2 separate regions of the Homo sapiens genome follow, and region 2 is linked to region 1. A link is a loop called in an ENCODE intact Hi-C map of the cell type or tissue named here. Cell type or tissue: ascending aorta. All regions are shown on one strand. Each heading gives the region's core, and the rest is flanking DNA. Links, peaks and the distances in the headings are about the cores only.

Region 1 (11,155 bases), core at 1,808-9,807:
TGGGCTTTACAAGGTCACAACCGAGTGATACAGAAAGCAGAGATTGCATCGTGATGACCAAGAAACAGCCCCATCCACCAGACTAGTTTCCCAAGCCTCTTCACGTTAACAAGGGTCTCTCCCACCAAAAACGCCTCTGGTCAGTAAGTTAGGAAACACTTCAAACCACAGACTTTCTGCCTTAGTCTGTTTGGGCTACTATAACAAAAATACCTTAGACTGGGTAATTTATAAACAGCATACATTTATTGCGCATGGTTCTAAGGGCTGTAAAGTCTGAGATCAAGGCGCCAGCAGCTTTGGTGTTTGGTGAGGGCCCATTCTTCATGGACGGCACCTGGTTGCTGCACCCCTACATGGCAGAGGGACATGCAGGATCTCCCAAGCCTCTTTTCGAAGGGCATTAATTCCATTCATGTTGTTAGAGCCCTCATGCCCCAATCACCTCCCAAAGGTCCCACCTCTTAATACAATATTGAATTTGGTATTAATTTTCAACTATGAATTTTGAAAGGACACACATATTCAGACCGTAGCACCTTCTCAGGGAGCCACAAGATGCCTCATGGTGTAGTGAAGGCTCTGAGAAGGTCTGCAGGGGAGAAACCAGTGCAGCTGTGACAGACCCAGGGTGTCTCAAATTGTTTGATGGTGGAATGCTTGAGACTCACTGTGTTCTGCAGACCCCAGATCTCACTGGGTTCTGTGGGACTTTTCGAGGAACAAGCTGAGATCCTATCAATCTGCTCCCCACCAAATGCAACTGGCAAGTGGCCAAGTAAAGGAGCTGCTTGGGTGATGACCCCAAGGGAAGAGAAGTAGGAAGAGTGTGGCTAGGCTCCCTGGTGATGCCCTCCTTGGCTGTGGGCCTGAGTAAGTCACTCAACTTGATGGGCAAGGTAATGGAGTGGAAAGAGCTGGAGCTTTGGAGTGCCACAAACCTGGTCTCAAGTCTGCCATTCGTTCTACCAGATGTACTCATCCTAATAAATAGTTACCATGCATTCAGTCTTCCTAAAGTTCCATCCCACATATTGTCGGTCATAATCCCTATTTTTTTTTTTCTGTTGGGGAAACAGGCTCAGAGAGCTTGAGTCTCTTGCCCAATGTCACAAACATTATTGGATCCTCCTGCAGTCTGGCTCCAAAGCCCATGCTGCTAACCATAATGTTGTACAGCCTCTAGGAATAAATCAATGCCTCTCTCTGGGCCTCAACTTCTCAGCTGTCAATGGGGGATTAAGGATACTTCTTTCTCAGGCTTGTTATGAAGCAAGCACCTCCCCGTGGTGCCTAGTACATAGTAGGAGGTTAATAAATGGTGGATTTCTTTTATCTTCCTTTTGGATTCTATCCATAAAAATAGGATGAAGTCTTTACTCCAACAAAATGGACTGAGCCTCTTGGGTGCTACTGTCAGGGGGACTGGGGTATGTGGAGGGAGAGGTTAGGGGATGGGCGTCTATCTATCCCCAGGCCTGTAGACTGCAGGCTGACTTAAGGCAGCCTCAGGGGAGGCCTGGCTCTAAGACACATTTTTAAGGTGTCTTTCTCCTCCCCATTTGCAAAACTGAGTTTTGAATTGCAAGTGGTCAGACTGCAATAAATATCCCTGGAACCCACAGCACGTAATGGTTTATAAATTGTGGCTCATAATTCAACTGGTGCCTGGGTCGCCGGCTCCCGCTGCCACCGGTTCTCCAGCCCTGCAGCCTGCACAAGTGCCTGGTGAAGTCATGAATCAGGAATAAGGATCGCCCTGCTAACTCAATTTCACTTGTCAGCTTTAAGCTTTCATACTGCACTCTAAGTTCACACAAATACCACAAAATGTGTGTGCATGCATGTATATATATATATATACATATGTATATTTACATATATAAATAAACTATACTGCTGTTATGTAATTCCCTCAGGACACAAAAACCTTTTCTGGCAAGAGCCTCATGTTTCCAGCCTTTGAGAGATGTTGACACGTTAAGTTCCCCATCTTCACTCCCCAGCATCCCTTCCCCCCGCAATTCAGGACTTTCCTCTGGTTTAGTACAGGAGTTCCTCTCCAGTGCAGTTGGAGAAACTCATATTAGCTCTAAGCAGGAACTTCCCTAGGCAAGTTTCAGTGCCTTAGAGTGACAGCAAGCCTGAGTGTGGGGAAGGAGACTCAGGGGCCTCCCGTCCCACCCTCTGGTTCCAGAGACTCTGTGATGCATCCATACGCAGAAGTTCAGCAGATAGGTCAGCAAAGAAACCCAAACTCTCCAAGCCAGGCTGCCTGGGGAGTGTCCACGCCAGTACCAGAGCTTCAGAGCCTTTCCAGAGCCCTGTCTTGGGGAAGCTGGAGGCCCAGTGCCGAGTGGTGACTCGACCCTTGCAGTGGCCTCTCACCACAAACTCTGAGACCGCTCCTCTGAGGGCAAGTTGGCTGTTCCTGAATCAGGTATTTTGGCTTTCCTTTCACATTTAGTTGTAAAATTAGGAATTTTCAAATTGTTGGATCCAGTGAACTGTGCGTGTATATATATATATATGGGGCTCTAGGCAGGGGTAGGGGGGAGGCGCCTATATTTTTTTCACCCACCCACTTTGTGACTTTGGGAAAGTGGTTTGGCCTCTCTGAGCCTCCATCTCCTCGTGTAAAAGAGAAGGCAGTGACAGTCAAGCAGAGGGTGGTGACTATGTGGGTTCAATGCAGGGATGCCAAGCACAAGGCCCAGCCCTCGGAGAAGGCAGAGAGCCAGTGCCCTCAGGATCTCTCACCTATGGGCAAAGACAGCCATCTTACAGCCTGGGGGAGGAGGCACCAGGCCTGCCCAACCCATCAATCCCACCAATCCCACAGCCCCGCCTGGGCGCTGTGAAGGGAACAAGTGTGTGTTCATGCTGGGTAATGAGAAGCGTCATCAGTAAATGAAGAATCTCCTAATTACCCAGACGTCCCTGGGAGGATTTGTGAGGCTGCAGGTGGTGGCTAAGGCCCTGGTGCTGAGCGGTGGGGAGGGAGAGGGTGGCGGAGTTTGTGGGCAAGGGGTTCTGTGTTGCCCAGAGCAGACCCTGACCCTTGTGGATAGATCCCCAGAGCCTGGGAAAAAGCCACCAGCCAGTGGTCCAGTGCTGGAGCTGGGTGCCTGGGGTGTGTCATCTGCAAAATGAGGAATGGGTGCCAGGGCATGGCTAGACTCAGGACTCAGGGCCATTGAGCTTGCTCTGCCTTGAAAGAACACGCTGGCCTTAAGCAATTACTTTTTCCTCCCTGAGCCTCAGTTTCCTTACCCGCCAATGGCAATGATGGCAATTGCCTTGTCAACTTGATAGGTTGTGGGGGGCCAAGGCCCAAACAAACACAGACTGGAAATGTACATGCCAGACTGCAGAGGGCCCACACAGTCGGAAGAGTTGGGGGCAGCCACCCCAGGCCTCCCACCCATGTGACTCAACTCAAACTCAATCATGGGAACCCTGCAACTGCTGCAGGAACTGCGTTTTTCCCAGGAGGGTTTTGGAATCTTCAGGATCATATCTGAAGTTCCCCTGGAAACCTCCTGAATCCCTGGCAGAGCTAAGGTAGGGCCACCCACTTCCTATTTTCTGACTGTGGTTTTTGACTAGTGTGTTCCCAAAGCACTTCTGTAGGGAAGGGGTGGGGAGGGATGCTGGGGCCTTCTGTGTGAGAGTTCACTTGAAAACCTTTAGCTGTGGGGCCATTTTCAGACATTTTTATTAAGTGATATCTTGTATCAGATGATCATTATCACTGTCCTGTTTGGCAGGTGAGAAAACGGAAGCACAGAAAGGTCAGTGACTCACCCGGGGTCACACAGCAGTGCCCGTTTCTCCAATTCCCCTGCTGAGCTCCTGTGGCCTCACCTTCTAGATCTCCCATCAGTGTCTTCCCCTTCCTGAGCTATGGCTGTTGGAGTAAAGAATGTTCATTGACATGCTCCTCCCCCATTTGACAGACAGGGAAACTGAGGCACAGAGCAGGGCTCTCTCAGGTGAGAGCTGGGCTGAGATGAGGCAGAGCATCTGTGGCCACTCCTGTCTGCACCATTACCCAGCAGTCTCCCCATTCGATGCCCTGCCCTGCATCCCATCTCCATCTCTCCCATCGGGTGGGGTGGTCCAGGAAGACACGGTAAAGACAGAGTGATGACAAACAACTGCCTGGGAGAGATAATCCACTATTGAAACACACCTGCTGTTCTAATTATAAAGGAGACCAAATTGGGTTTAAATTGGAATTAATTGGATGCCTCCTTATCCACGCCATCTATCTTGCACTCGCCAGCCCTCTGGACGAGCAGGATGGAAGAAAGAGGAATCTCATCTTCTCGGCCACTGAACACGTGTCCCTGAAGGCGGCCTGCGCCCAGCCCCCAACCCCTAATCCCTTTAAACGTTTCAAGGAGCACAGACAATGGGAGCTGGGGTGCCTGGACCCCTCCTCTGTCTACCTTGCCAGAGGGGGATGAAAGGGGATTAGGTGACTCTGGAAGCGGGTGGGAGGGTCATACCCCAAAGGACCAGCCCTGCAGGAAGCAGGCGGGGCCAGGGCAGCTTGGAAATGCTCGCTGGAGTGCTGTGTTGGGCTGGGAGATGACAGGTCTGGACATAAAGCAAAACAGCCTGGGAGCAAGTTGGGGAGGGGGACTTTGTAGATGGGTCCTCAGGTTGAAGGCCTTGAAAAAGAGGGAAAGAGGTCCTCTAGCAAGCAAAATAGGAGGCCAAGGCCAACGGTGCTGAGGCTACAATCAACTATTAGCTCTTTGTATTAATAACAAGATGGTGGGTAATACCCCATCCAGAAACGACTGTTCCCTTGTGATCCTTGGCAGGCGACACCCTGTGTTATTAAAGAATTTCCTGCTTCAGTTGGGCTGGGCATTCAAGGCCTTTGTCATATGCCTTTAGTCAGCCAAAGCACTCGCTATTCCCTTGGGGCCTCAAACGGGTGGCCCACGGGCCAGACATAGACACACACGCACACAAATACACACATGCACACAAACACAGACACACTTACCTTCGTGTCCCCATTCAGCACACCTAGAATTCTACCCTCTCCACAGATATCCCACATCTAGAATTCTATTCCCAGTACACGGACCCAGAATGTCCCCACCCACATCTAAATTTGAGTGCTCCACCCACATCTAAAATTGCCCCACACCTAGAGCCTTCCATTCAGCCTTATGCACACTGGAACCTTTTCCCCGTCTCACTACTTCTGCATTGCTTTGGGACACCGTCCCTCTCCTCACTCCTGGAACCATGCCCCCCACATCTGTAACATCTCCCTCTCCCTCTATTATCACATCTGGCTCCTACATCCACACGGAGTCATCATCTCAAACCCCAAATCCACAATACTGGGAATATTGCCCTTCCCCCTGCACATAAAACAGGACCCCGGAAAGCCTGAGCCCCCTCGTCTTCTTGCCTCCCACCCTGAGCGCTGGCTCCTCCAGACCCATGTCCCTCCCCATGCCCTAGGGAAAAAGTGCTTTCGGGCTCTGCCCGAGTGAATGAGACACACCTGCAGGGGGATATTAGGACTCATTTCCAACCGAGGAGATTTCCTTCTCTTCTATGCATGAAGTAAATATTTGCTTAATTTCCTAGTTCTGAGCATGATTCATGGAGCATTTTAGGCAGGCTGAGGGTTGGGCAGATGCTGGGAGATCTCAGCTCCTGGATGGCAGGAGAAGGAAAAATGGAGAGAGCAGAGTACTGGCCTAGGGAAGAATATTTCCAGCTTCCAGGCCTTGTGAACTGTGCAGGTAATTCAGGCTCCCTGACCAAAAACTGCCATGTTAAAATAAAGCATCACCCTTGAATTAAACAGTCTATGAGATCCTCTAGCAAGCAAAATGTGGGTCTGAGACCAGCTGTGCTGGATCTACCATAAACTCTCAGCTCCTTGTAACTGAAAGGTGAGTAATGCCCTGCACAGAAACCATTGCTATTCCAGGCAAAAGGGAATGGAATCCTTTTTTCCAGAGATTGGAACCACAGTGGGTTAGAGATGGTGCAAACACAGGCTTCAGGCTTTGGAAAGCCAGGAGCTAGGATGGTGGGGACAGCTACTATATGCTTCTAAAGAAGTGAATGCACGTTTTGGTGAGAGGGAGTGAGGCTAAGAGAAGCTCCGTCATGGCTGGCAGGTAGACAGGAGAGAGGCTGATTTCTGAGGATGACTTAAATGATAGGCCAGACCAGATAAAATCTACCAGCCAGATATGCGTTCAGCAAATTCTTGAGCATGTATCGTTTGCTGGGCCTGGTGCAGAGAGTCTGGGATAGAAAGGTGAGGCTGCTGTAGCTGAGGGAGGAGAGAGGAGCTGTGTGGTGTGGGGCTGTGGACCTGTGGGAGCCCAGAGGGTCAGGAAAGTCTCCAGGAAAGGGGGCCGTTGGACTGGGTGTGGAAGACGGGGCACTTTGCCAGACAGAGGAGTGGAGGGAGTGAAGGTGGGTAGGGCATTTGCAGAGGCATAGGGGAGGGATGGACCAGGGCTGGTCAACCTGAGGCCATGTTAATGAGCTTGGTCTAGACACTTGAGTACAATGGGGAACCTCCAAGTGGTGTGGGGGATTGGCAGGTTTAATGTGGCAGCAGAGAGATCTGTGAGAAGCTGGTACCTTGATTCAGAGATGAAGGTCTGATAAAAGCCACAGCGGTGGTATGGAAATAAGTGAATGAACACAATTCTGAGCTAGCATTGGTGATTCACAGGCTGTAGAGGGGAAAGGATGGAGGAGTTGAAGATGACGCAGAGGCCTCTAGCTAAGGCAACCAAGTGGAAAGAATCTACTCCGCATTTTGCCAAAGAAAATGAATGAAATCAGCCATGCTTCCGACAGGCCAAGCATACGCTGCCTCCCCCATCCAGGCCTCAGCATCTCTCCCGGTCACGCCGATACCTGAAAACAGTGTGCAGAGGGGACACGGGCCTCAGCCCTCCCATAACATCCCAGAAGGAAAAGTTTAATCTTTAGAAACATGATAGAATTGTCAAAAGCCCATACATTGAGAAGCGAGAGGCCTGATTTTATTTCTGCGGCAACAGTTTAAAAAAAAATCTTCCATTAAAAAACTAAATAACAAAAAGCATGAGTCCTGGGGAAGGTTGGAGAGGAGTAGACAAAGAATAAGAGAAACCACTCACCCCTGAACCAAAGGATGCTTCAGCATCATGGACAGCAATACACCAAAAAAGGTGGCAAAACATTTCGTCATGCAGCATCATGGGCTCACAGTAGAAGATAACTGTCAGCCACCTGCAGCTGTATGCAAAGTCGTATAATAGGCTGAGTCATTAAGAATTCGGTATTGTAGGCCAGGCACAGTGGTTCATGCCTGTAATCCCAACACTTTGGGAGGCCGAGATGGGTGGATCACCAGAGGTCAGGAGTTAGAAACCAGCCTGGCCAACATGGCAAAAGCCTGTCTCTACTAAAAATACAAAATTAGCCGGGAGTTGTGGTGCGTGCCTGTAATCCCAGCTACTCAGGAGGCTGAGGCAGGAGAATCGCTTAGAACCTGGGAGGTGGAGATTGCAGTAAGCCAAGATCACACCACTGCACTCCAGCCTGGGCAACAGAGGGAGACTCTGTCTCACAAAAAAAAAGGAAAAAAAAAAGAATTCAATATTGTAGATGCTTTAGTATTTTCTGTCTATCCTCAGGAGAGGATGACCTTGGAGGCAGAGAGCTTACCACCATGCAGAGGGGAGAAACTAACTGCTGTGTTTCCATGCCACTCACCTCCCCAGTAAAGGTAAACAAGCTCCTCCAAGGTTCTAGGCTGGGACATGATGCTCAGGATCATCCAGCACTTTGAGAAAGAAAAGAGCAGTGGGAAGGAAGACTATGTGTGTTGGGATTGAGAGGCACAGGACAATTGGCACCTGAGTGTTATTGTGATGGGAACAGTCCTTCAGCCTCCCAGGAAGGGAGAGAACATGGACCTCCCACAGGCTCACTAGGCGAGGCTGTGATGACTGTATGGTCACTGTATGGCAAGGCCAAGGACCTTTGGCCTACCTGGCAGTGAAGGGATGGACTCTCCAGTAGAGCCACCAACCTTGGAAGGGAGTGTGTACTTGATTAAGGCTAAGCAAGGAGGAATGGTGGTGAAGACTCCATACATCTAGCAAAGCCGTGGGGCCCAGCCTGCTGTTGCAGGACTCTTATAAGCCTGGGACATATGTTCAGCCCAAGGCTTGGGAGGAAATCTGGAAGGTTATTGGTATTATTTGGTGGTCACAGAAGCTGGATTTAATTTGGTTTAGAAAGGCTAAATAAATGTGGCACTAGGTATACCTTTAGCATTGTGGAATAATTATACATCGTTTCATTCATTCAACAAATACTGAATATTTACAATGTATGCCTGGCCTTGAGGATACCTGGGGAGCAAAAACTGGCACAGCCTCACCAGGGGTGGAGGCTTATGCCTGTAATCCCAGCACTTTGGGAGGCTGAGGTGGGTGGATCACCTGAGGCCAGGAGTTCGAGACCAGCGTGGGCAACATGGTGAAACCCCATCTCTACTAAAAATTCAAAAATCAGCCAGGTGTGGTGGTGCATGCCTGTAATCCCAGCTACTCAGGAGGCTGAGGCAGGAGAATCGCTTGAACCCAGGAGGCGGAGGTTGCAGTGAGCTGAGACCGCGCCACCGCACTCCAGCCTGGCGACAGAGTGAGACTCCGTCTCAAACAAACAAACAAAAAACCTGACACAGTCTCCATCCTCCTGGGGCTTATCAATGAATGGAGACAGGCATTAATCAGATAGTAACACAAATAAAAACTGCAACCATAACTAACATTTCAGAGAAGGAAAAGTTACCCAAAGGTACGCTAGGAGAATGCACAGTGCAGAGTGTAAGGGACGCATCCCTGAGAAAATGATGCTGAGCTGAGAGGTGAGGAAGAGACTGGAGTCACCCGGAAGAGGAGTGGGGTGGCAAGAGAGCCCCAGGAAGAAGGAACAGCTTGCACAAAAGCCCTGGGAAGGGACAACTCAAGAGAGCTATGGGCCATGAAAGGAGGCCAGTGAGGCTGGGATAGGAGTGGGAAGGGTGCGGGAGTGGGGCTGGAAAGGCAGGCAGGGACCAGACATCTCAGACCCTCATCGGTCACAGAAAGAGCTGCCTCCTTAACACAGGAACGCTGGGAGCTACTGAAAGCTTCTCAATGGGGTGGGAGAGGGGCATTTTGGGAAGTTCACTGTTTCCGCCTGGGTACCCTCCAAAGCAGGGCCTGAAGGAAGGAACTGTGTGCAGGCAGTTGATGTGGAAGGTGATCCCAGGTATCTAAGATGAGGGATGAGGGAGAGGAAAAGAGGGAGGAGAAAAGCCAATCCAAGGGTGCATTACTGAGATGTTCCCCATCATGGGAAACCAGGACTGTTCGCCATCATAGGGCCAGGTGATCCCTGTACCTACCTCTGTGCAGGACATTGAATGCCTCTTGGAGTTGTCCACACCGCGACCCATGGGGGGATGCATTCATGCATCGGCTCCTGTCCCGCATTGACCAAGGGTTCCCCAGGGCGGTGGACTACCCCACGTGCGTCCAGACTGCACATGCCCATGCCATGTAGGCTCCTGCTGGGGTCCCATGCTGTGGCATCAGAGAAGCCCTAGCGCAGAAAGCAAACATCACACATCCTGTCCTTGAGGTAAGATATTCTTGGCGGAAACTATCATGGACATGGAGGCTGCCATTTCTATGATGGTGGGAGTCAGAGACAGGCTGAGAGGCTGTTCAGCAGAGACTCTGAGACACTGCTTTGGCTGCAGAGCCTACTGAGGGTGAGGAAGGAGGGTGGCTGTGCAGACAGAAATGAGTTAGGAGATGTGAAGATGGAAGGTTTGGGCTGTATTTTGGAGGTTGGGCCAACAGGACTGGCTGATAAAGCATCTGTGGAAGGGGATGAGGGGGAAGTGGAATCAAAATGGCCGACAGGCCAGGCATGGTGGCTCATGTCTGTAATCCCAGCACTTTGGGAGGCAGGCAGATCACCTGAGGTCAGAAGTTTGAGACCAGCCTGTCCAACATGGTAAAACCCCATCTTTACTAAAAAAAAAAAAAGTTAGCTAGGCGTGGTAGTGGGCGCCTGTAATCCCAGCTATTCGGGAGGCTGAGGCAGGATAATTGCTTGAACCTGGGAGGCGGAGGTTGCAGTGAGCCGAGATCGCACCACTGCACTCCAGCCTGGGCGACAATAACAAAACTCTGTGCCCCCAAACCAAAAAAAAGCCCACGGGTTTTCACCCTGAGAAATGGAATGAATGGCAGAAACCCTGCTTGTGGAGTCTTCAAAAGTGATTGAGAAGGGGTGACCAGTGGGGAAGGAGATGCACGGAAACAAAGAGAGGAGAGATCTTCAAAGACAGGATCAACTGCTGAAAAAGATAGTGTGGCAGCCTGAATAATGGCCCCCCAAAAGATGTCCACATCCTAATTCCTGCAGCCTGCAAATATTACTTTATATGGCACAAGAGGACATTGCAGGTGTGATTAAATTAAGGATTTTGAGATGGAGAGATTATCTTGGATTATCTGGGGGAGGGCCTAAACCTCCAAGGAATGCCAGCAGCCACCAGAAGCTGGAAAAGGCATGGAACAAATTCTCCCCTAGAGCCTCCCGAGGCTGTGTGTCCCTGCTGACACCTTGTTTTCAGCCCAGTGAAACTGATCTCAGACATCTGGCCTCCAGCACTGCAGGAGGATAAATTCTTGTTGTTTTTAAGCCACGACGCTGGTGGGAATGTGTCACAGCAACCATAGGAAGCTAATACAGATTTGTGGCTGGGCACAGTGGCTCATGCCTGTAATCCCAGCACTTTGGGAGGCAGAGGCAGAACGATCACTTGAGCCCAGGAGTTTGAGACCAACTTGGACAACAAAGCAAGACTCCATCTCCACACACACACACACACACACACACACACACACACACAAAATTTAAATTGGCCGGGCATGGTGGTGGGCACCTGTGGTCCCAGCTACTTGGAAGGTTAAGGCAGGAGAATTGCTTGATCCCAGGAGGTTGAGACTGCAGTGAGCTGTGTGCACCACTGCACTCCTGCCTCAGTGACAGCCTGAGACCCTGTCTCTCTCTCGAAAGAAGATTTGTATAGAAAGGC
Region 2 (11,155 bases), core at 1,367-9,366, 56 kb after region 1:
GGTCAGCCCCTGGGGCAGGCCCAATCGCAGTGTGCATTCAACAAATATGGAGCTTCCACCATGCTGGGCACACGGTCCTCAGTGAAACCAACAGGGTTCCTGTGCTGCGAGTTTACCATCCCAAAGAGAACAGAGTCCTTCCCCCTCCTGTCCCCTCATTACCAGTCACCACCATGGGACCTTACACAAGAGAAAGTCAGAAGCCCAGACAGTGGGCCTCAGGAGCTGGGTGCCCAGCAGCACTGCCTGCTTGGGGCCACTCATCTTATGCAAACTCCCATTTTATAGAATGGGAAGATGGGCCCTGCTGTTACACAAAGGATGGGTGTCCAAGGCAGGGGCAGCCTCCTGGCACCACTGCCAGCACAGTCATGCTCAGTTGATTGCACAGCTGAGGGGTCAAGCCAGCACACAAGGCAGCTATGAAAAAGCCCATCAAGAAATAAAGTGAAGGTGGGGCTGGGGTGGGTAACACAGGAGGGCGGGTACCCAAGGAGCATGCTGCGAGCATGGGTGGCATCTAGACCAAGAAAAACAGAGGGACAGGGAGAGTTCAGGCATGGAGAATGTACACTATGCTGGGGGTCTCAGTCCCAGGCACTGAGCAGGGGGCCACCAAGAACAGAGCTGCACTGAGTGACTTGGATGCCAGGTAGAACCTCCAGGGCGCTCGTCTTCAGGCCAAGGAGGCACAGTGGGCTCTGGGTCCTCCTCCTCACCCTGCTCAGATCTCCAGCCAAGAGAGCAGAGCCAGGTGGCCCAGTCATGACCGACAAGGTGGCTGCCAGGTCTCAGTGGAAGACAGCAGCAGCCCAAGCCAAGCTCCTGCTTCTCCTCCCTCTGCCGGGCCACCTCCGCTGCCGAGCAGAATTGCTCCTCTGGCCTCGGGCTCCCAGCCAAAGCCCAGGAGAGGCCGGGCAGCAGCTCTATTAACACACAAACTGGTGGCCCGGCAGCCGCTGACACTGGGGTTAATTAAATCTATATCTCCCCATCAATTCTCATTCAACTAGTATCGATGGCCATTAGATGGGTGACAGAGTGACAAGGAAACAGTAATAGACTTGTCTTAACCCTCACGAGTAGAGAGCCCCGCCCTCCTGCTGTGGTCCCCGGCTCACTCCCTGGAAGATCTCCCACTCAGCTCAACACTGGCTGCTCCCCGCACTGCACCTGGCCGCCAGCCAGGCTCACCTCATTCTTTGTTCAGTTTGCAAATTCATCCTCCATGCCAAGCCTGACAAGTAGAGAAGACTTGGACTATTCCCCTCTCCTCATGCCACTCAGCCCTTTCTCTGCCAGGTCAAGTCCATCCAAAGCTGCCTCCTCCCAGGAGGCTCAGCCCAAGACCAAGCTCACATAGCCCTAAGTGTCCCTGCCACCCAGTCCCTCCATGGCCAGTGGAATACTGGCTCCCACAAAGATGTTCACATCCTGACAACTGGAACCCAGGCTTGTGTTACTTCACATGGCAAAAGGGGCTCAGATCTTGAGATGATCTGGATTATCCAGGTGAGCCCTAGGTGTAATCACCAGGGTCCTCATAATGGAAGAAGAGAGCTAAATACCATGTGACAGAGAAAGCAATGCCAACATGATGCAGCATAGGATGCCACCAGCATCACTGGCTTTGAAGACAGGAGGGGGCCGAGTGCCAAGACTGCAGAAAGTTTTTAGATCCTGGAAAATGTAAGGAAACAGATCTCTCCCTTGGGGCTCCAGAAGGGATCCCTGGTATCACCTTTATTTTGGCCCAGTGAGACCCACTTCAGACTTCTGACCCCCAAAACTACAAGTACACGTTGTTTTGAGCCAAGTCTGCAGTCATCGTTTGTAATTTCTTGCAGCAATAGAGAACCACATTCCCATGCCCATTCTATGTTCCAGCAACACCAGGCTACCTGCAGCTGTGTAAGCCACCCCACTTCACACCTCCCTGGCTTTGCAGTGCCTGCCACCTGAGATGCCATTCCCGGCCAGTTGTGTCCTACTTCAAAACTCCACCCAGCACCTTCTCCGCGAAACCTTCCCTGATTTTGTGTGGATTGCCTCATGCTTGTTCTTCCATTGTGTCTCCGTGTTCCAAACTGGGTGCTGCTCAATTTTGCATCTGGTGTGAGCTCCCGTAGCAGGGAGTTTCTTGTACCTTCATAACCATGAGTCCTCTTGCATATGACAGTTCAGTGAACACTTGCAAAATTACCATCTGATGGCCTAGCCTGTCTTGTGTTCCCTGAGCACAGCAGTAGAGCATGGTGGTTGAAAGCATAAGTTCATGTCAATTTTACATCAAAAAACAAAACTGAAATCTCAAACTCCAGTTCATATGTATGCTGAAGTATTTAGGGAAAGTATACAGACGACTGCAACTTATTTTGAAATGCAACCAGCCTGGCCAACATGGCAAAACCCCACCTCTACTAAAAATACAAAAATTAGCCAGCATGGTGGCACATACCTGTGATCCCAGCTACTTGGGAGGCTGAGTGAGGAGAATCACTTCAACCCAGGAGATGGAGGTTGGAGTGAGCCAAGGTCACACAACTGCACTCCAGGCTGGGTGACAGAGTGAAACTCCATCTCAAAAACAAACAAAAAAAAAAATATTAATGGGTGATAGGGTATAAAGTGACAAAACAAGCTTTGTGAAATGTTAAGAGATGGGTGCTAAGGTTCTGTCAACTGGGCTCTATATTTGAGTTCTCATAAGATATTGGGGAAGAAGTATATACCCTGGGACTAGACAGCCTGAAATAAAGTCTTGGCTCTACCACTTCCCAACCATGTAAGCCTAGGCAAATGACTCCTCTAGGCTTCTGTGTCCTCGCTTGTAAGAGGACAGTACTTTCCATGTGGCTGTGAGGACCAAATGAGTTCATACATGGCAAATGCATAACAGCACCCTAAGTGCCAGGTAGGTATTAGCGATGGTCACTTTTTCTGGGGGGGAACGGAGTCTGTTGCCCAGGCTTGGAGTGCAGTGGAATGATCTCAGCTCACTGCAACCTCTGCCTCCCAGATTCAAGTGATTCTCCTGCCTCAGCCTCCTAAGTAGCTGGGATTATAGGTGCACCCCACCACATCTGGCTAAATTTTGTATTTTTGCTAGAGACGGGGGAGGGGGTTTACCATGTTGGTCGGTCTGGTCTTAAACTCCTGACCTCATGATCTACCCACCTCAGCCTCCCAAAGTGCTGGGATTACAGGCATGAGCCACCATACCCTGCTAATAGTCACCTTCTCTCGACAAGCCCCACTCACAGGAGCATCACAGCGAGGCATGGTGCAGTTCCTACCTTACCTTCCTCAGTCGGAAACAGTGGATTGAGTCTTCCAGACTTCACACCCAGCCCATACTAAGCACTGCTGCTCTTATCTCCTGGGCACCAGGGTGCCTTGGAGTTCTATGCACAGTGAATAACCCAGGTGATATAAAGGGGTGAGACAATTGTTTCTGGAAGCAAGTGATTGGAGTCAGGGCTCTGCTAGACAGTATCTGAATTTCTACTAGGAGTCATGGGCTGTCAGGGAAGACCCATGTTGTGTGCTTATAACAATTACACTTGAAACATTGAGGATAGATGGGAAGAGAACAGGAATGAAAACCCAGAGACCAATTAGGAAGCTTTTAAAGACATGAGCTGCATCTGGGCAGCTCTATCCAGCTCTGCCCTAGATATTCAGGGCAGACACAAGAGGCAGCAGTGAATAGAGAGCGTGTGACTGTCCTCTCCTGGATCGTCTTATCCAAGGCCTTATCGCCAGCTGGTACCTCCACCTCCAGCTGAAGTTTGGCAATCAAGTTCACACCATGGCTAAGTTTCCATCAGAGCCCTCTAGCCCACCTGGCACTGAGGTCAAAGACAGGAGTGGTATTCCTTACCACAGGCCGAAGTAGGTTTGTGTCTGGGGGACTAAGCAAAGCACTGCTGGAGTGAGGAGGGCAGGCCAGGCACTGTCCTGGCTGTTCCTCAGGACAAGGAGGCAAAGAATACTGGATTCTTACTGTTCAAACTTCCCACAACCCCCAGGAGCCCTAGAAGGAACAGTTCTAGGTTATTTGTTTCCTTTCCCTTAATCTACATCTTCAGCTAATTTAGGTGGTGGAATGATCTGAAGTCTTTCTACTGATGTATACCCTTGGTAGTATGGCCAGGGTTAGGCTGTCATCTATTCACCCACCCCTGAGTGGCAGAAGGTTGGCCTGGGACTCCCTGGACTACTTCCCCTGCCTCTACTGCGGAGAGGGCGATCTTTGACGCAAACTCCCCAGCCAGCTCTGTAACCATCATTTGCCTGTTCAAAGCGGCAGGTGCAAGTGACCAGAGGCTGTCCCCACTTCTGCTTTAGTGATAAAGTTGTGTTCCCTTGGTAGAAGCATTCTTCCCTAAGTTACTAAGACTTCTAAAACTAGCAGAATCCACAAACCCAGGAGGGCAAGTCAAGTTAGGAGTAGGACTTTAGCTGTTACATTGAGAGGTACCTTGTTTCTACTGTTGAGTATCTGGGTCCAAGCAGTCTGTATATGAGGAATATACTATCACAGTCATTGGTTCAGAACACATGCCACCCCTTCTATTAACAGTACTCCAGCCTCCCAAAGCAGTGAATCCCAGGTAGCACCATAATGGAGGTTTCGGAAGACTTCTCACCATTCTATAGAGTCAGCTGCTCCTGGGAGTCGAGGTGCACAATAGCCATGGGCTTCTGCCTATCGATTCACTTGTGCTGAGGCAGGAGTCCCTTTGTCAGTTGCAATGCTGTATGGTGAACAATGAAGCTGAATGTCAAATTCACAGATCGTATTTTTCAAGCAAGCCTGTCAGGCAGGGACAGGTATAAATCCAAGGAATATTGGGTCATGACAAATGGCCAGTACCCTCCCACTCCATGGTAGAAGGCAAATGGGGACTGGTAGATGGCTGTGTCTCCCAGTATTAAGATGCTTTACTAGGGGGCCCAGGGTCGCTGTTTCAAGTTGGTCTTAGCAGCTGAGAGTTCAGCCCTTGGGAGAAAGGCAAGTTACAGATGCCATGCGGGGCACCTTAACTCCTTCCTCCCATGGTTGCTCATCCATGACTCCTTCAAGCAAGGACAGGGTTGACTAGGGAAGGAAGCTGACCATTTTAAGGGCAGGAGCCCCACTCATTTAGCAAGATCCTTGTCTAGAGTCATACCTTCATGAGCTTTCACAAGAGATCTCACACTTGGAATCGGTTCTAAGGCCCCCAATCTGTACATTCCTTTCCTAAACCTCCTTGTCACTATTCATGTAATCTTGCTCCAAGTCCATGACCAGCCAGTCACATCTTTAGCCTCCAACCATAGATCTATGTAGATCTTCATTTTAGACTGCACCCTTCTAGGCAAGAGACAGTGGCCTGTGCAAAGTCCTGCCCTTTAGGAAGATCCCTTCCCGATGGTCCTTCAGGGTCACCTTGAATGGGGCTAGAATGCCATAGCAGTCTATCCAGCTGATACCAGTGTGTTGTCTAGAGCCACTTATGAGTCCCTAGGCTTTCTGCACGAGTTGTAGGTGTGGGTAACAGTGCAATAGAATTAGGCGTACACATCAGCCAACTGTTCATGCTACTTACATGATTTTAGGGACTGCTGGTGCCCTCCTACAAAAGACTTCAATTGAGACCACTGGGCATGCCCGGTGATGGCGAGGTGTGTCAACTCATACCCTGATCACATAGGCAGTATTCACTTTCTGTAGGGACCAAATAGCAAGCACCACACTTCAAGAGCAGCTACAGGTGGAAGGCAGCTTGGCTCTACCCTCAAACCCTGGAGGCCTCCACCAAGATTCCCCTGCTGCTGGGGGCTTGCTGGAAGTTCCAAACAGTGGCCTCGTTCGCTAGAGGCTTGGATGCCAGCATCCTGCTGGGACACAGGAACCAAGTGGCAGGGCTTTGCAGCTCCATCCTGTGCCGGCCAAGTCTCTGCTTACTCTGAGAACCACTCGAAGCTGCCAGTCTGTCACATCACCACCGATGAGGCTTGAGTGTGACATAAACCATTTTCAAAAACCAAAGCAGCCCAGGGTACTGTGGTGCCTTCTAAAGAGAAGTGAGGCCCAGCAGCCACCAGTCTACTAAAGGCGAGGCTTTGAGTGGCAAGCTACTCCTTTAAAACATGAAAGGTGTGACAAAGGTGATTAAGCTGGTGATGGCAGAACAGCTTTAAGGACATCTCATTCTCAGTGAGAATTTGTTTAGTTTCCACATGCCACAGGCTGTGGGAGCCTCAACTTAGTACCAGCTGGATTGTCACCAACTTCAGCCCCAACCAGGCCAGCATACCAGTCATTTCCCTGAAGACAGTTTCCTGCAGCCAGCCCAGCTAGCAACTTCTCAGCCAGCATTCTTTGTCACCAGCAACAAAACAGTTTTGCCAGATTAAGCAGAAAGAACTCATGATGAAAACTAGGGGTGGCCCGCAGAACTCACAGGAATACTAGGGCCCGAGGTTCCGAGGCCACACCACAGACCTGCCTGGTTGAGGATACATTGGCCCCACCAAGCACTAAACGCTGTCCCACTGGCAGGATGTAGGTGTGGCCATTGCCAGAGCTGCCCAAAGCTTGGTCTTGTTGCAACTGTCAGTTGGGAAGGTATCCAGTCCTAGAAACTTTGCCTCATTGGCTTCTATTCCAAGTCTGGGAAGGATTCGTCTGATCCACGGAGCCTAGGTCACGTGTCTATTCTCTACCTGCAAGAGGGACTGGGAGAAAGGTTATTGGAATTTCTGTTGCTATAAGAGCAAGTGAGTGCTACTTCCCACTAAGATAGAGGGTAAAGAATACCCCAAACACAGGCAGAGGGACTCAGATCCAGGTGGCCAGGGATAGCAAGCAAGGCTAGTTTTGTCTATATAACCTTGACTTTCCCAGGTTTGGTCCTTACCCTGTTCACATAGGATGAAAGCCCCGAAGTCTCTTGTACCACAGCTAAGGGAGAGATAATCCAGTCTCCAAGGCAAATGCTTGGGAGTGCCTTCACTCAAGAGCCACCGAGGGAATGTCCCTATGCCAAACCATAGCCACCATGAGAAGGCCAGCTTCCACACAAAGCCTGGGCTGCAGGGCTACTGCTACTAGGCTAATGGGGCAGTACCTGCTTCTGAGCAAAAAGAAAAAGACTTTCATGGCTTTGTTAGGATGGCACACTGGAGTCTAGATTGCAATTGTCAGCCCCCCTCATCCCTTTACCCTTTGTGATCATCTGCACCCCTTCTAGCCACAGGCCTCAGAGGCTAGTCCAGGAACAGGAGTATATAATACATTGTCTTCTACTCTCCTGGTCTCATCTCTCCCAAGAGAAGAGGCTTGACCTTCAGCCATAGCGAAGGCATGAAGACTTTGGGCCCCCAGGGCTACATCACAGCCTCAGGCCCTGTAGGCACATCTCACCCCACCCCTCAACCTGTCACGGGTAGCCAGTGGGTAGCATAAGTAGTCTAGGCCCTGATCTGCCTCTAGCAGACATACGTGTTTGCTACTTCTGGTTCTTCATGTTGGCTTTGGCCCAAGTCTGCCAACTCTTCCCCAGGAGTCCTGGAACCTACAGAGGTAAAAGGGGGGTCAGAAAAGTCACCCCTGGTAGAGCCCTGGGTTCTGTAGAGACAAGGACTCAGCTACTGGCCTGGTCAGCCTGAAGGGGCTGCTCAGTGCCCTCAGGACCCCTGATAGAATGGGCGACAGTACTCAACGTAGGTCCACACCTAACTAGGTACAAGCAGAAACCCAAATGCCACTGTGGATAGGGGAGGTTTTACCTGAATAGACGTCCAGGAGCTGTAACAAGAATGTGGGAGGCTTTAAGGCAGATGTGGGAAGATACTTCTGCTGAGTATGAACCAGGGGCCTTGAGGCTGAAGTCTTGTTTTAGCAAGAGGTTTAGTCTGTGAGGCAACTGCAGATTCTCAGAAGGAATAGTAACCAAGTCATGTAGTATAGGGATGAGCCCCACGCAAGAACTGTAAGTCCTTTGAGCAGAGGTGGCTTGGTCTTCTCAGCATGTCTTCCCAGAGCCAGACAGCCCCACCTATCCCATGGGCCAGCCTGGACAGGTTCAGAGTTGAATGGAGCCCACATTACTCAGTCATGTGGGTCTCTAGTTCCCTGTGTGTCCTGGACTCCAAGGGGAGAATCAGATGCTGCTTGTGGGAAAGACCAGTGCTCCCAGAGAAAGATAAGAAAGATCCCTAGTTTTCTCCTGTGCCAGCTGCATGCCTGCTGGGAAGATTTCCTGGCTGCTCCACAGCAATGACTGTTGGGGAATCTACTGCTCACGTGTTCCGTTCAGTGTCAGGGTGAGGATGCCCAGCTGCAGGGCCACAACTGGCCAGTGTCATCCTCTGCTGAGGTCTACATAGAGATCAGGGCCCCCAACCAAGCTCAGCAGTGTCTGGCTTCAAACTCCAGCTTGGTCCAACACAAATTCTGGTTTAAGTAGGAACACATACTGTTGACTTGAAACACCAAAACCTTTTACAAAGAATCTGGAAAGTTCTAACGTTGGGTGGCATCTCATAGCTGCCAGTGCTTCAGACCAGATCAGTCCACCTAGTCTTTGCATGGCTCTGAAGAATGCCCACAAGTTGGGCACAGTCTAAGACAGCAGCACTTCCCCCTCTACCATTCTAACCTTTACCCTCAGACCTAGCTGTTGCAGGGGGTTGGTTCTCCCTACTCTAACCTATAGCCTCCTACCTATTCTCCCCACAGGGCCTCTTATCCTTTCAAGGGGCTCGAGTTGGAGAAAATAAGGAACCCCTGTATTTGTAGGATATATGTACTTGTGATCTCAGCCTAGTCTTAGATGTGGTCAGGCCAGGAACAAGTGATGGCTTGGACAGCCTCATGTAGAGCCACCTTCTGCTCAGGACAGAGGACCAGCTCCAGAGCCATGCTACTAGGATGTTGTGAGAGCATAGTCACGGCTTCCCAATAGTACAGATCTCCCTGTGAGGAGGCAGAGAGTTAGGGAGGCCACAGTACCCAGGAGAGATACCCCAAGACTTCTCTCCATAGACAGTCTGGCCCTGGGAGCCTATTCCCATCTCCTAGACTATGATGTTATAATGCTTGAAGTTTGTCTGTCACTAACAGGTCTCAGGGCTGGGAGGGCCACGTGAGAACCTAGATGGACCCGATTTCCCCACAGTTTTCTCTACAAAACCGTCTGGGCTTAAGCCGTTTGAAGCTAGTTCCATGCCACAGTTCTGCATTATTTTGTGTTAAGCTAGACCTCAGGTCCTTATAGAGAGCTTCAAACTTCTACACCAACCATTGGGTGTTTACTGGCCTCTTTCCCCTTTTCTTTCCCCAATTTCTGCTGTCTAAACAGATTCCATCATCCCCAGAAATGCTGCCTGGACCCAGAGTCAGATCCCATGAGATCCAGTGTCTTACCGCCCTGCCCTGCTTTGTCACCCATACCCAGCAGAGGCCCTCTGCCTGGGTCATTTGTTTCTACCTCAGCACATCCTAGGGCTAGGGTGAGGAAGCCCACAGAAGTTAACATCTTCCCAGAACCCTCTAGGCTTCTCATGCTTGTTTCCTAGGATATTAGTCTAGAACACTGTAGGCAAAGCAGCTTCTACCTCGATGTAGCCCTGTTCAGCAATCCCATCCCCACAGCCACTTTTCTTTCTTATATCCCCAAGGCCACTCCCGTTTGAGGTGGTAGAAAAGAGAAGGAACAAGACTCAAGAGGCCCAAGGATACTATACAGGCAAGACCGTTTGTTCTCCCCTTATACAATGTGATAAAGACATCCTCAGATTCCTGGCTAACACCCAGCCCCCTTTGTATCTGGCCCCAGTCCTCCCTGGATAGCCCAGTTGGAAAACTTTAGCTGCTAGGGTCCTAGCACCAGCTGACTTAGTGTCACAGGAAAGAGTTATGCCACTCAGAACCACCAGTGCTTCCAGCAAGGCTATAACTTGCTTTCTCCCTGCAGACATAGGGAATTTCAGCCTTATTTCTGGATAGAAATGACAGTCTAGACACGAGGATTGGCATATTTTATATGGGCATGACTTGATGCCCATGAAATCAGACACTGGATCTCAAAGAGGAGTCCCAAAGTCTGGACCAGCTCAGGACAAGTGCCAGCAAGTGGACCTTCAGCTTCCAAAGCCTTCCAAGCCTCTGGAGTTGCCACAGAACATCCCAGTCTCTCCAAAGAGACTCAAGGTGGAGGATTTGAGCACTTAAACCTATCTTCTGGTGAATCTTGTAAGTTGGGAAAGAATGAAATAAGCTCCTTCTCCAATATCACCCCTAGTTTCTCTCTGCATCTGATAGTGCTATGCCTTGACTTAGTCTAAGAACCTCTATACGTAGGTGATCTGTGGCCTCAGTTATAAGAGTCCTGTGGGCAGCTTGCCTGGCATCACTATACATGTAGTGTTAAGCATGTCCATATATCCTACCTGGCTGATTGGGCCACCCTCAGGGAGTGATGGGGACTCCTAGTATCCCATCAACTCAGCTTATTTTCCCTGGTCACCATTGTACCCCAACTAACACCAGAGATAAGAACCTCAACAATATGAGGCAGAACAGGCCAGATGCCAGAAAGAAGGCTGGTGAGCCACTGCCTAGGGATGCTTCCCTGCCTGAGGATTAATCCTTCCCTGCTACAGTCACACAACTGCCTCCTTCAGGGAGGGGAGAGTGCTCAGCTACGTGACCCAAAGTTCAGGATGGTAATTGATGTCAAAAAGAGGAAGAAAGTTTGCATGTAGGTAACCAGGAGTGAGATCATGAGAAATGCAGGGTCTTACCCACATTTGCCCCATCTGTGTATTCAGAGTGGGTTCAGAGAAAACACTGAAGTGTCTCATCCACAGCCACCACAGCCCCATACCCTAGTAGTCCAAGGCCAGTTTAGTACCTAGACATCCAAAACCAGTACAAGGAACATCCATCAGATCAGTCTTGATGAATACTGATGTGAGCAAACGGGAGAGGTTAGAGTCTAAGTGAAGCAGCAGCCTGTCAAGATTAGGGAGAGCAGTCACTGGGAGACCCAGAACACAGACAAAGACACAAAACATCTTCCTCCATGCTGCTGGCCATGGAGATAACCCCGAGTTAGAGGATGTCAGGAAGTCCCACCTGGGAGAAGACAGAACAGGC

The links. A loop is a pair of places that touch in the nucleus more often than their neighbours do. Peaks named below come from ENCODE experiments on the same cell type or tissue, not always from the same donor. Only the 100,000 strongest peaks of a DNase experiment are listed, where the experiment ranks them.
Region 2: a loop joins it to region 1, with 2.6 times the contacts of the local background. A loop is called at or near these places in 2 of 110 quality-filtered maps.

What each region holds. Positions count from the first base shown.
Region 1 is chr10:71,081,431-71,092,585 of GRCh38, forward strand. No RefSeq gene overlaps it. Among named protein-coding and RNA genes, the nearest start is that of UNC5B, 130 kb to the right of the region's middle. In ascending aorta, for the core only: no CTCF peak of the experiment used is centred there; DNase peaks (open chromatin) are centred at 4,371, 4,881 and 6,781; H3K27ac peaks cover 1,232 bases.
Region 2 is chr10:71,137,468-71,148,622 of GRCh38, forward strand. No RefSeq gene overlaps it. Among named protein-coding and RNA genes, the nearest start is that of UNC5B, 70 kb to the right of the region's middle. In ascending aorta, for the core only: no CTCF peak of the experiment used is centred there; a DNase peak (open chromatin) is centred at 6,324; H3K27ac peaks cover 1,599 bases.